Linked DNA regions of Homo sapiens: all the other regions are linked to region 1. A link is a contact called in ENCODE Hi-C data. All regions are on one chromosome and are shown on one strand. Each heading gives the region's core, a stretch centred on a gene start or an enhancer-like site at or near the end of the contact. The rest is flanking DNA. Distances are from core to core; before and after follow the strand shown.

Region 1 (2,855 bases), core at 151-2,650:
TAAGTGGACTTCCTGAAGTAAGAGGAGTGTTGGTTGCCACACTAAAGGCAAGTCTTCTAGTCCCCAAATTTGCCTTGGGAGGATGACAGCTGTATCTTTCTTGGTTCTGGTGTACAGTGGAGAACAGGGTCAAGATGAGTGTGGAATCCATTTATTTTTTTACGTGTTTATAAGCACTAGAAAGCAGTGAGCACTAAGCAGAGGACCCCTCTTGCGGAAAAAGTGCAGGAGAGCTCCTGGGTGCCTCTGTATCACCGGTTTGCCTTCTAGCCAGAATCATTGCTAGAACCCTGTCACTCAGTTACTTTGGTTCCTAATTTAACCTCTTCCCAAGCCTTCTATTGCGTTCAGTTAGCTAGGCCAGGAGCTTACAGCTGTCTGGTTGGTGCTGGCTCAATGTGCTTATTCCCTGGAAGATAGAAGGATCACTTACAAAAAAATTTACAATTAAAATAAAAAAATTATTTTTTGCTGAAGCATTGTAAGGTTTTTTTAATTCACTCAGACCCAAAATCGTAAAACTAAAATATTTCAAGACATTACTTGATTCACCCCCCACTTCTCTTTCTCCCCTGTTTCTCAGCACTTTGCACCAGATACAGAAACCACGGGTTATGTCCAAACCCTGGTTTTGGTGTGACCACCGCCTTCCGTGTACTGCCTGCGGCTCGCTTCGGGCCCACACGGGACACCGAGGCATGATGAGGACGCAGAACAGCAGAAGCGCGCCCTGCTTCCCGGGCGCCAGTGCTCGGGGCCAGCGGCGTGTACCCGGCGGGCCCGGCCGGGAGCGGGCTGGCGATCGCGGGGCTCGGCGCTCCCGGCTCCCGCGCCATCTCCCGGCGCCCGCCAACTTCGCTCCGCCCGCGGCGTAGAGAAGCTCGCAGCCCTCCGGAGCCTCAGCGATCTCCTGGCTCGCTTTTCCCGCAGCCGCCGAGCAGCGCAGGCCCGGCGACTCCGGGTGCAGCTGGCCCTGTGCGGTGACATCGCCGTCCGGCGCCAGGCTCGAAGCCGCCTGGCCGCGCCCGCGGGGTCGCAGGCCGCTGGTCCCGCCCGGCCGCGCTCACAAACTACTCGCGGCTCGTGACCCGGGACAAACTTCTGGCGGCGGCGCAGCCTCTTCCACAGTCACCCTCCCCAGAGCCAGCTACCAAAATAGAAGACGCGGCCGGGGCGAGGAGGTGGGCGGGGGGAGCCCGGTGGCCGCTCCTCCCCGCGCGGCTGACGCCCGCTTCGGCGGCGGTAGTGGCTGTGGCCGCGGGGCCGCCCCCAGCCGAGCTCCCGGAGGCGCTCGGGCGCGGGCCGGCGGGGCACGGGCGCTCACGCCCTCTAGCGGGCCGCGGCGGCGCCGGGCGGCCGTGACGTGAGCGCTCCCTTCAGCCGGCCTGCGGGGCACCGCCAGTCAGTCGGGGAGCAAGAGCCCCGCGCGCAGCCGGCGCGGGCTCGGTCATCGGCGCGCCGCCGCCCGGGGCTGGGCTTGGGGCTGCCTGTGGAGAGGCGGCGGGCGGAACGCGCGCGGCCACGGCCACGGCCACCGCCACGGCCACGGCCGGCAGCTCGGGTCCCGGGTCCCGGGCAGGGGAAGGGGAGAGGCGGCGAGCTCAGCAACCGGAACCGAGGGAAGATTTTGGCTCCGCGGGCTCGCCCTCCGCTCCCTCTGCCAGCGGCGCCAGACGCCGAGTGGGGCCAGGGACAGGGGAGGAGGACCCAGGACCCTGTGCCCGCGCCCCTGGAGCCGCTGGAGTTCGGACTTCTGCAACTGTTGGCACTTTGGGGGCTTGGCTTAGCGCTCTGCTGTTTACCCGTCTCTCCTCGCTGCCTCGGAACCAAAGCTCCCGGCCCCCTCCGCCCTCGCGCGCCCACCCACCGCCGCCGGGGAGCGGCCCGGCCCGCACTCAGCACCATGAGGGGACTTGGGACTTGCCTGGCGACTTTGGCCGGACTTTTGCTAACTGCGGCGGGCGAGACGTTCTCAGGTAAGCGGGACCGCCTCTGCCGCCCCCGAGGCGCGCGGGCCGGCGCGGGACGCCCGGGACGCCGACAGCTCCCTGGTGGTAGAGCCCTAAGGCTGGCGTCGGGGCCGGGCGGGGGGCGCGGCGGGCCGGACACCGCTTCTGCCTGTGAGCCGGGCGCTGGGCGAGGGGCCGTGGGGCTGGCAGGCACCCAGTCCTCGGGCGGGCGGAGCGGACGGACCCCGAGGGCGAGCTCCCCAGCCGGGACTGCCAGCTCGGCCGCCGTCCTTCCGCGGCCTGGGCTAGTGCTCAAGGTTGGGCGGCTTGCACTCTTGAGTCCCTGGCCGGCTGCAAAAGGAACAGCAGAAAACTTTGCTTGAAGTTCCCAGTTGCAGCCGCCGGGCCGCCTGGCGTAGGCGCTGCGCGGTCCCCGCCGACCCCGAGCAGCGGCCGGGCCCAGGCCGCTGGTGTTCGGCTGCGCCCGCAGCGATCGCCGGGAACTGGCGGCCGCTCCGGCGGCGGCGATCTCCCGGTGCCCTGCCCTCCCTGTCGCCCCCTGCCCGGCGCGGCTGGCGACCCCGGGAGGTCCCCGCGGTCGTGCAGCGTCTGCGGAGAGGCTGGGGGGAGTTCCTCGCCGGTCCCAGCGGTAGGGCTTGGCGGCCGCGGAGGGAAGCGGGCAGGTCCCCAGGCCCTGGCCACGGCCCTGCGCCCCGCTGGGCTCCCCCTCCCCACCCTCGTCCCCCTAGCGGAGCGCCGCGGCCAGCTGCAACTTGTTCATCCAGCCCGGCTGCCCGGGGGTCCCAGGTGGGAAGGAGAGGCACTGGCGGTGTGCGAGCAAGCGTGTGAGTGTGTGCGCGTGTGTGCCTGCACGCGCGCGCGGGGGCGTTCTAAGCCCAGAGGAAC
Region 2 (2,855 bases), core at 181-2,680, 840 kb before region 1:
TAAATGTGTCCCTTCTTGTTGAATGTAAAGAGCAAAGAGTACCCCCATTTCTTGAAAACCTAATATGTACTTGTTGCTTTAATCCCACGAGATGAACGTTATTTTCCCCATTTCACAGATGCAGCAACAGAGATTCTGAGATGTTAAGTAGCATGATCAAGTTGCCCTCCAGTAAGGGATAGGTTAACTTGTCTTTCCACTTCGTCTAGCTCCTAGAGATGCACGGAAGAGACAGCAGATAAAACACATTGTCCGTGTGAGTAAAACATTCACGTGGGCCTCTTCCTAGGCATACTTCTGGTTACTTTTTAATCAGCTATAAGAATGTTGTTTTTCCATTTGTGCTATTAGTCCTATGTGGATAAGGACATACTTCAGACTCAAGATTTCTAATGATGCCCCTTTTTATCTACCTCGAACCAGTCCCTACATCGTCCCCCACCAACAGTAACTTCTGGAAATAACACCCATTTGGCTTATAATAATAAAGTCTAATTTTCAGACAAGCTGCAAACGGTATCTGTTAATGTGATCATGATTGGGAGGAGGAAAGGGATGTGAGAGTGAGGTAAGAGTCTGGTAGTGGCGCACTGAGGGTGTGGGAGGGAAGCGTTCCCTTGCTGTAAAAGGGGATTACCTGACCCAAAAGGAAATCAAGTTTATTGTAACTTGACTAAGTAAACAGCAATGTAATCCAGTTCTTCAATTTTTGATGTGGATGCTTTAAATGAGAGAGTGTCACATTTTCTCCTTTTCTTCCCTAGAGCACACATATCAAACCCGGCCTCTCTCCTCAGCCTGAGGTATGGTTTCTTAGTCTCACTCCTCGCAGCCAGGCAGGAAATGTTCCCAGCCACAGGATAAGCCTCCAGTTGGAAGAGGGCTGGGAGGGGGAGTGAGAAAAGGAAAAAAAAAGAAACAAAGAAAAACAAACTTTACTAGAGCCGCTAGCAGGAGCCCCAAAGGATCCCGGCCGGTTTCCAGTTTCCTAGAAGCGGGGATCACACCTCCCCGCGCACTCCCGACACATGCGCGCGCACGCACACACAGGCGCACACACACAGACACACAGGCGCGCGCACACAGGCACACACATGGACACACGGGCGCGCACACACAGGCACAAACACAGGCGCACACATAGGCGCACACACACACAGGCGTGCACACGTACACAGGCACACAAACAGGCACACACAGGTACACACGCACACACAGACAGGCACAGACGCACGCACACACACAGGCACACAAACAGGCACTCACACAGGAGCGCGCGCGCGCGCGCGCACACACACACACACACACGCACTATGCCCGCCCCCACTCCAGCCCGTGGGCGTGGTTCCCAGCGTCTGCGAATTCGCGCGCCCGGGGCGGGGCGGGCCTGCCCGGGGGCCCCTGACAGCCGCGGGAGAGAGCGGCTGGTCGCACCTCGGGCCGCGCCGCCCAGCTGCTGACAGCCTCCCGGCGCGCCGGTCCATGCTGGTCCCGGTCTTTGTTCTGGGGCCGGCGCCGAGACATGCGCGGCTGACGATGGAGGTGGAGGACTCGGGCGGCGTGGTGCTGACCGCCTACCACTCGTACGCGCGCGCCCAGCCCCCCAACGCCGAGTCGCGCTGCGCGCCCCGCGCCGCAGCCAGCCACCCGCTCAGCAGGTACCCGGAGCCGCTCCCACCAGGGCGGCGCAGTCGCGCTGGGCTTGGGGGGTTCGCCGTGCAGCTGCGCCTTGTGCCTGAGCGCACGACCGCCGTCACTGGATGTTGTTTCAAGTTTTGGTGGACTAGATGAGTGAGCCTGGGGTTCTTTGCATTGTCTTTGACTGGAGGTGGGAAACGCTCGAAGGCTCCACCAGCCTGGGCTGAAGTCGTTGGCTAGCAGAGATTAGCAAGCAGCAGGATTGCATTCTTGATACGATTTGAGGATAAGTCATGTGTATATATATATATATACCTCATTTCGGCCAAAGTTGCCTATAAAACATCGGGAAATTAAAAAATATTCCAAATGAAACACAAGCAGCACATGAAAAGAAAACAGTAAATGAATAACCCTAAATCCTCAGAATACTCCTTTTGAGAGCTTGTTCAGTAACTGCATGCCTGGTTTAAAATTTAGGTTGAGAAATTCTCTAAAAAGTACACCTCAATAGACTTTTAAAGACAATTTTATTTCTACATGTTAAAACCTTTCAATTGTATAAAGGCATTGGTGTCATTATTTGATTACTGCTAATGTCAACTCTATGCTGTCAATGCAATTATATTTCCTTTTGGTCAAAAGAAGTCTATAAGCATCTCATCCTGTACATTTCAGATTTAATCAAGGATCTATGTTAAATTACTCTATCAGTGATCATCCATTTGATGCAAGATCAAGGCCAATGAGACTTTCATTAACTGAAACAAAAACGTTTAAGTGGGTAGACAAAAGTATTATGATGAGTGAGATGGTTAGATATTTGATACATATTTGGGGGAAGTTTTATTTGTGTAAATGTGACTATCTGATCCACTGACGAGTGCTTTTCTTTACAAGGGGGCAGTTTGAGTGGTGTGTTTTCATCATGTTTATTTTTAATCATTTCTTTTATCTCATACTTTTAACTTTAGTTGTGCGATAATTACTTCTGTTTCCTAATTTAATTGATTGTGATTTTAATTGATTTCCTAATTAACAGATTGTGACTTTATTTCAAGGAATATCTTTTTGGCTAGTATCCATGAGAAGAACAAAGTACATTGGCAAGAGATCTATGTTGGGCTTGGCTAACAAAGAAAATGTTGTTTCTTTCAAAAACAGCAGGTTGAGTGAAATCTCATTTTTATATAAAGACAGTGGGAAAATCACATTTT
Region 3 (2,855 bases), core at 227-2,726, 530 kb before region 1:
ACCAGTTTGCATTTTCTTGAAATATAACAAAAGCAGAAAGTATTCCATCTGTTCCTAAATGTGAGCTTCAGATGAGCACAGCCTGCCACGGTACTCAAAGTGAGGGAGCAGCACAGCAGTCCCATTGCTGGAACCTTCCCTGGGTTGTTTCTTGTATGCCAGGCCCTCCACTAAGCCATGGAGGCTCTAAGCTGAGCCTATGGCAAACTAAACAAAGCGGGAATGTGAGGAACACTTCATAAACAAGTGATCCAGGGACCCAGAAAGTTTATCTCAGAGACGGGGATGAGACTTCACCAAACACACTGCTCAGGAACCAGACCAGAAGAGCAGAAGTTCTTATTTGAATAATACAACATAAAGTCTAACAAGGCTAGAAAACCTTCTTTGTATCATCAGATGCAAGTACAGGCTATGAAATGCTGTCCAACACTCAGGTGCCCTATGAGACTACCTAAAATGCAGGCAGCGCAAGTTCTTTCTCAGTGTTCCCTGAGATCTTCATCTGAGACATCGCTACCTGCAGGGTCACACGCACCTTATTTCCAAGGTAGGCCTCGGGGGCTGCCCAGTAGTACTTGGGAGCCAGTCTCTGCATGACCGCGGTGTTGTTGATGCTGACCTGATGGCGCCCGCCTAGTGCATCTTGCTGAGACGGGATCTTCCTGGGACTGATCAAGTCGGTGACCAGCCACCCGGACATACTGTTTACCTTAAAAACAAATTCAAGAATTTTGAAGTATGAAATAGAACTTACCTTAGATTTCACCCAGTGCAGCAGTAATATTTTCACAATGAAGAAATGGGCCAGAAAGCTTCTCTAGGGATGGCATTAACATAACACCTGTGGCTGCTGAACCTCATGACCCTTGACCCTTCCACTTGTAAAGGACCAGGAGGACCTGAGAACAAGTCTCACTACTCCAAATCCAGATCCAGTATAAGCAAATAAATGAGCAAAACCATAAAGGCCATGGGTATAGATTTTAGATTTAAAACAACAAAGAACATCATAAATGCATTCAGCAAAATGTCTCTTGCTAAGTCTGACTCCCTCTTCTTCGTTGCCCCCTGCTTTTTACCCAAATGTTGAAAAATGTACAAAGATAACCTCTAGATCTTATACTCCCAATGCGTCACCGACATAGAGGTGATGGTACTCCCCCCAGCGTGGTGTCCACAGCAGTCACTGCTGGGTAAGTCCCTACCGAGCAGCTCCTCCCTTGCCTGCAGCCATCACACCATCTCCACCTCTCCTAGCCACCACTGGACACCCCTGTTGAACCCATCACCCCAGAACTCCCTGTTCCGGAAACAACTTGGCCTGCATTCCTAAACCCTGCACCACGTGCCGCTGTTCCCACCCTCGCCACTGGAGGGCCTCCTACTCCTTAGCGTCTTTGAGCTGGAAAATCCCCATGGCCCCACGGCCCTCTGGGCTCCCAGGCCTGAGAGCAGCAGGGGCGGGCGGAGGGAGAGCCGACCTCCCCACCCAATCCATTTCCCCACAGAAGAAATTGAAACAAGACGTGTTCTCTAGTGCCACATCATCCTGTTTTTTCCATAGAGAAATGTGTGTGGGAGTAAGCACATGACCTATAAAGAATCTTGAGAGGCAGACGGCTGCCTTTGACCCACGTCAGTATCATTGCATAGCGATGAGAGTGGTGTCACGGGAAGTCATCCTCATTTCCTCCTCACACAGCTCGTGCCAAGCTTGTGCAATACGACCTGCTCATTAAATCCCGCCGCGCAGATGGCGCCTCCCACCTGACCAACAGGCCAAGAGAGGCTGCTGCAGACATCAGAAACGCCAAAGCAGAAGCACTCGGAGCAGCCCCGGGGGTTTTTTTCCTTCAAGTTATAGAATCCTGGCTTGCAGCGATCACAGGCCTTCCCCTCAACGTTTTCCTGTAAGTTAGGGTAAAAGATTAGCTTTTGAAACCAATGTGTCTGTCCAGAGAGAATAAAATGACATTAACAAGATAGGTGTTCGGTGATCCACAGAGACAGGTGAATAAACGTCCAAAGTAAAGGTGAGGCCTCATAAAGTCAATATTTCCAGAATAGAGATTTTGAATTATATATAATTTGATTTTGTACTCAAGAACAAGGCTGGAGATCTTAGAACTCGGTCATTCCATTTAAATTGTTTTGTTTTGTTTTAAATTTTTCATTTTTTTACTGATCTTTCCAGCATTTCAAAATCTGAAGAGAGCTATAGAATTTTCTCTTATTCATAAATGCTCAAGATTATTTCCAGTAGTATATAACATGTGCCTAAGACTGCACAGGTGGGAATAAGCACATAGGTACAATGGAATGTCCTATGAATTATGAAGAAATTGTTATTAATATTGTAAGGCCAAATAAAACCCCTCACTGGCACCATATTAATGCATTTCTTATGACTATTCAACTCCTTTTTAACAGACACTCAAAATAGCATATCTGCGTTTAATTGGTGTTCTCAGAAATTTAATGTTAATCTGGTTCTCTTCCGAATACAAAGCTGGAAAAGAATACCATAGAATTAAGCTAGGGGTCAACAGCATCTCTTTTGCAACTACTCAACTCAGCCTTTATTGGTTGAACATAGTCATAGAAAATACATAAGCAAATGGATACAGCTCTGTTCCAATAAAACTTTATTCACAAAACAGGCAGTGTGTCAGATTTGGCCCACGAGCCATAGTTTACCAAGTCCTGGTTTAAAGAAAGAAAACAGAGATGAGGCCCACAGAGGAGGTGGGAATATAAAGGTATGCAGTGTTTGGTGTCCTCTAAGAAGTCACAGAAATGCCTCTGGAATATATCACCATTACCAGAGGTACAAAAAAAGAAGCCAGATGCCC

Evidence for each region. A loop is a pair of places that touch in the nucleus more often than their neighbours do. Pooled maps may share reads with other maps.
Region 2: a map with no recorded cell type shows a loop between it and region 1 (7-fold over the local background). The contact joins the promoter of ARHGAP28 here to the promoter of PTPRM in region 1. A Hi-C loop is called at or near these places in 1 of 37 single-sample maps with no recorded cell type and 3 of 50 pooled maps.
Region 3: a pooled map shows a loop between it and region 1 (6-fold over the local background). The contact joins the enhancer-like site here to the promoter of PTPRM in region 1. A Hi-C loop is called at or near these places in 4 of 50 pooled maps.

What each region holds. Positions count from the first base shown.
Region 1 is chr18:7,565,916-7,568,770 of GRCh38, forward strand. It overlaps PTPRM (protein tyrosine phosphatase receptor type M), which reads left to right and starts at 1,401. Exons shown (of 33, transcript NM_001105244.2): 1 at 1,401-1,976. The coding sequence starts at 1,904. RefSeq lists a silencer at 1,082-1,451.
Region 2 is chr18:6,728,286-6,731,140 of GRCh38, forward strand. ARHGAP28 (Rho GTPase activating protein 28) reads left to right here and starts at 1,431. Exons shown (of 18, transcript NM_001366230.1): 1 at 1,431-1,658. The coding sequence starts at 1,537. It overlaps ARHGAP28-AS1 (ARHGAP28 antisense RNA 1), which reads right to left and starts at 1,577. Exons shown (of 2, transcript NR_134645.1): 1 at 1,435-1,577; 2 at 642-883. RefSeq lists an enhancer at 1,201-2,164 and silencers at 1,334-1,423, 1,634-1,733.
Region 3 is chr18:7,037,040-7,039,894 of GRCh38, forward strand. It overlaps LAMA1 (laminin subunit alpha 1), which reads right to left. Exons shown (of 63, transcript NM_005559.4): 11 at 1,771-1,911; 12 at 539-712. Among named protein-coding and RNA genes, the nearest start is that of LAMA1, 79 kb to the right of the region's middle. RefSeq lists enhancers at 1,062-1,562, 1,108-2,307, 1,271-1,565, 1,563-2,063. Within about 2 kb of position 1,477, at least 15 of the 41 ENCODE cell types and tissues checked have a DNase peak (open chromatin) inside an H3K27ac peak, as active enhancers do.